Regions from separate parts of the Homo sapiens genome. Here region 1 is linked to region 2. Evidence: read pairs that join two places in POLR2A ChIA-PET (ENCODE). Cell type or tissue: PC-9. All regions are shown on one strand.

What was found. Peaks named below come from ENCODE experiments on the same cell type or tissue, not always from the same donor. Only the 100,000 strongest peaks of a DNase experiment are listed, where the experiment ranks them.
Region 1: POLR2A ChIA-PET joins it to region 2 with 16 read pairs; 4 of 35 experiments call an interaction of 5 or more read pairs at or near these places.

What each region holds. Positions count from the first base shown.
Region 1 is chr10:72,382,031-72,384,530 of GRCh38, forward strand. All of the region lies in intron 10 of MICU1 (mitochondrial calcium uptake 1), which reads right to left. Among named protein-coding and RNA genes, the nearest start is that of DNAJB12, 28 kb to the left of the region's middle. In PC-9, no CTCF peak of the experiment used is centred here; no DNase peak of the experiment used is centred here.
Region 2 is chr10:72,448,722-72,451,221 of GRCh38, forward strand. The region is part of intron 8 of MICU1 (mitochondrial calcium uptake 1); the gene reads right to left. Among named protein-coding and RNA genes, the nearest start is that of DNAJB12, 95 kb to the left of the region's middle. In PC-9, no CTCF peak of the experiment used is centred here; a DNase peak (open chromatin) is centred at 1,440.

The sequences.
Region 1 (2,500 bases), 67 kb before region 2:
AGACAGATATCAGATATATTAATACACACATATGGGAAATAATGGAATAGTGTGTATTTGGTACGAGTTACATTTTGGATCTGAATTCTTTTTTTTTTTTGAGACAGTCTTGCTCTGTCGCCCAGGCTGGAGTGCAGTGGTGCGATCTCGGCTCATTGCAACCTCGCCTCCCGGGTTTAAGTGATTCTCCTGCCTCAGCCTCCCTAGTAGCTGGGATTACAGGTGCCTGCCACCACGTCCGGCTAATTTTTTTTTTTTTTTAGTAGAGACAGGGTTTCGCCATGTTGGCTAGGCTGGTCTCGAACTCCTGACCTCAGGTGATCCACCCGCCTTGACCTCCCAAAGTGCTGGGATTACAGGCATGAGCCACCGCGCCTGGCCTGTATCTGAATTCTAAGGGAGAAAAGAGACCAACTGCGCATGTATGGTAGTGAGTGATGTGGGTTGGGGGTTTCTGTTTGAATACAGTATTAAAAGCAGGAAGGAGTGCTAAGGCCTGATTAGAGAGTTAGAACAGAAGGTGCAGGGGGTGAGTACATTAGGAGAAATCTTACAGAGGACTAGTCAAGTCTCCTTGCAAGAAAGTCTTTAAAACAGGCCAAGTGTGGTGGCTCACGCCTGTAATCCCAGCACTTTATGAGGCCAAGGCAGGCAGATCACCCGAGCTTAGGAATTCAAGACCAGACTGGCCAACATGGCGAAACCCCGTCTCTACTAAAAATACAAAAATTAGCCAGGCGTGGTGGCACATGCCTGTAATCCCAGCTACTCAGGAGGCTGAGGCAAGGGAATCACTTGAACCCGGGAGGCGGAGGCTGCAGTGAGCCAAGATCACGCCACTGCACTCCAGCCTGGGCGACAGAGCAAGCCTCCGTCCAATAGTAACTTGCTTTTCCCTCTCACATTGTTTAAATATTCATTCTGTTAGCTTTATTTTAAAAGTTGTTTTTAATTAGGACAGGTGCAGTGGCTCATGCTTATAATCCTAGTGGTTTGGGAGGCCAAGAATGAGACCAGCCTGGGCAATAGAGGAAGACCTCATCTCTACGAAAAATTTTAAAAAACATTAGTTGGGCACGATGGTGCGCTCCTGCAGTCCTAGCTACTTGGGAAACTGAGGTGGGAGGATTACCTGAGCCCAGGAGTTCAAGTCTGCAGTGAGCTATGACTGCACAACTGTACTCCAACCTAGGCAACAGAGCAAGACCCTGTCTCAAAAAAAAAAAAAAAAAGATGTTTTTGATTCGCTAATATAGTCATCTGCTTCAAAATTTGAATGGTACAAAAGGGGTGAAGTCTCTCTCCCAACCTTATACCCCAGTCACCCAGTCATTCAGAGACAATCAATGTCACTAGTTTCCCCAGAAATATTTTGTAGATATAAAATCAAATATGTACTCTTCGCTTCTTCCCTTTTCCCACAAAATGGTGGTGTACTAAATATTGTTTTGCTTTACTCACTTAACAACATATCTTAGAAATAATTCCAGATGGACATGAGCAGCTTCCTTCAATAGCTGCATAGTATTCCACTGACAGGATGGATCATAATTTCCTTGTTTATTTAACCAGTTCCTTATTTATTCTTATCTCAATCTTGAGAAGAAGGTACCTTTTCCCCTTCTCTTTAAAAAATTATTTCCTTTGTGGTCTGTGGGGGTCAGCTATAACAGAGTCTGAATCTCTGATGGCTAAACTGAGAGTAACTGATATATTTAAATTCAGTTTGTTGAAATTAAAGACTAAATAGTCACCTTTACAAGTGTCTTTTTTGTTTGTTTTTTTGAGACAGGGTCTTGGTTCTGTTGCTCAGGCTAGAGTGCTGTGGCAAGATCATGGCTCACTGCAACCTCTGCCTCCTGGGCTCCTGATTCTCCCGCCTCAGCCTCCCTAGTAACTGGGACTACAGGTGTGGATTACCACACCTGGCTAGGTTTTGCATTTTTAAACAATTTTATTAAAAAAAAATTTTTTTTTAATTGAGACAGGGTCTTGCTCTGTTGCTCAGGCTGGAGTGCAGTAGTGAGGGCACAGCTCACCACAGCCTCAACATCCTGGGCTCAAATGATCCTCCCGCCTCAGCCTCGGAAGTAGCTAGGACTACAGGCTCGCGCCACCATGCCTGGCTAATTTTTGTATTTTTTTGTAGAGATGGGGTTTCACCATGTTGCCCAGGCTGGTCTTGAACTCCTGGGCTCAAGCGAACCACCCACCTTGGCCTCCCAAAGTGCTGGGATTATAGGCTATGAGCCACTGGGCCCAGCCACAGTGTCTTATTAAACCTTCCGAGGCTTCTCAAGGTAGTAAACCTTGAAACCCCCAAAGAAGCAATGCTTATAATAAATACTCCCTCTACACTTTCCCGATATTGATGTAATTCTAGTAATCATTCTTTTTCTGATCTTTTTCTCAGTGGGATGTAATGTTGGCTGATTTTGTCTTTCCTTATCTATTTATGTGGATGCTTTAACAGTTTATCCTACCCCCATCTCTTCTCTTT
Region 2 (2,500 bases):
CACACTGTATCACTGTCATTCTCCTTTCATAAAGGAAAAAAAAAGAAAATATTTTCCCCCTTAAGAACAGGAAAACCATGAAGTCCTTTAATGATAACAATTGTAAAAAACAGCCAGGGAGAAAATTTGCAAGATTTCTTTTACAGTGCTGTAACCTATTGGTTAATTATAAGTTTAGCTGTCCCTTGCTAGACAATTAAGCTTTGTTTGTTCGTTTTGTTTTGGTTGTTTTAGATAGGGTCTCACTCCGTCACCCAGGCTGGAGTGCAGTGGTGTTATCATGGCTCACGTAGCCTCGACCTCCTGGGCTCAAGCGATCTTCCTGCCTCAGCCTCCAGGGAGCTGGGACTACAGGCATTTGCCACCATGACCAGCTAATTTAAAAAATTTTTTAATCTGGGCATGGTGACTCATACCTGAAATCCCAGCACTTTGGGAGGCTGAGGCGGGCAGATCACATGAGGTCAGGAGTTTGAGACCAGTGTGGCCAACATGGTGAAACCCTGTCTCTACCAAAAATACAAAAATTAGCAAGGCATGGTGGCAGGTGCCTGTAATCCCAGCCACTCAGGAGGCTGAGGTACAATAATTGCTTGAACCCAGGAGGCAGAGGCTGCACTGAGCTTAGATTGCACCACTGCACTCCGGCCTGGGTGACAGAGCAAGACTCTGTCTCAAAAAAAAAAATTTTTTTTTGGTAAAGACAGGGTCTCACTATGTTGCCCAGGCTGGTCTTGACCTCCTAGGCTGAAGCAATCCTCCCACCTTGGCCTCCCAAAGTGTTGGGATTAAAGGCATGAGCCACTGCACCTGGTAAGTTTCTTAGAGTACCACAGACAGACCATTAAGTCAGGTTATGTTTTAAATCCTGCAGCAGTAAAGCGTTTTTTTATTTTTTTCTTTCTGGTCATCAAGTTAATTAAGGTTTTCTTTAGTTTTTTTTTAAAAGCAACTTAAGAAACATAAACGATACTTCTCAATTTTGTGGTACTTTTTCATTTTTAAAATAGCTAATGAGGAATGTTTCATGCTTAAGTATATTGGTCTATCTCTAGATCGAACTTCACATTTACAAACATGGCTTTTAGGAGTTCCCACATATGTTTGGGAAGTGGAGTGGGCAAAATCCTGGAGAAGACAGAATTGTTGAAAGCGGGGCTGATACCCCAGAATGTGCCTAATATACTAGACCATAGATGCCACAGAGAGCTGGAGAGGGAGTGGGCATCAACATGTATGTGTACTTTGCCAGGCTTTCGTCCACATCTGATATTTACTAATTCAACACTATTTCCTGAAAATCTGGTTTGTGTTCTGTCTCTGGGAAGCACTAAGGAAATAATGGCGGGCCCAACACTCTCGTGAAAGTTCTCAGGGAGTGTTTGCAGAGAGACAGGTATTTAACAAACAATGAAATGACTATGTAATTAAGTGATTTGAAAAAAAAGTACAGAGTCCTTTGGAAATGTGTAACAAAAATGTGATCTAATTTGGGGTGGAGAGGTGGTGAAGCAGGAAAAGATATGAGTGAGGTTTAAGTGAGCTCTGAGCGATAAAAACAAGGTAACTAGGTGAAGGAGAAGGAAGAGAGCTCCAGGGAAATCAATAGTGGTGCAAAGGCTCTTAGTTAAGAGTGATTGATGAGATGAATCACGTAGTTAGGCGGCAACTGAAGTAGCCCAAGCAAAAGACAAGAATGGTGGTGGAGACAGAGACAGGTGGTCAGATGAGATGATGTTTCTGACAGTGATTGTGCGAATGGAGGTGACTGAAGGTATCAGTGCCAAACAGGTTCTTTTCTGCTTCATACACATTCCGGGGAACTAACTCTAACAACTTGCAAAGCCTGTGGTTGCATGGCTTTCTCACTGCTAATCTTAAATCTTTACTAAAACAAAGTCAGATCATGCTTTGTTTCTGCCTTGCAGGTCTTTCTCTTGCTGGTGCTAGCAGAATATTCTCATGTTTGAAATTATACTTCCTTAAATCTTTATTTTTTTAATTCTTTTTTTTTTTTTTTTGAGATGGGATCTCACTCTCTCATCCAGGCTGGAGTGCAATGGTGCAATCTCAGCTCACTGCAACCGCCACCACTCGGGTTCAAGCGATTCTCCCGCTTCAGCCTCCCAAGTAGCTGGGATTACAGCTGTGCACCACCACATCTGGCTAATTTTTGTAGAGATGGGATTTCACCATGTTGGCCAGGCTGGTCTTGAACTCCTGACCTCAGGTGATCTGCCTGCCTTGGCCTCCCAAAGTGCTGGGATTACAGGCGTGAGCTACTGCGCCCAGTCCCTTAAATCTTTTTTTTTTTTTTTTTTTGAGACAGAGTCTTGCTCTGTTGCCAGACTGGAATACAGTGTCATGATCTCAGCTCACTGCAACCTCCGCCTTTCTGGTTCAAGTGATTCTCCTGCCTCAGCCTCCCAAGTAGCTGGGATTATGGGCATGTGCCACCATGCCCAGCTAATTTTTGTATTTTTAGTAGAAATGGGGTTTC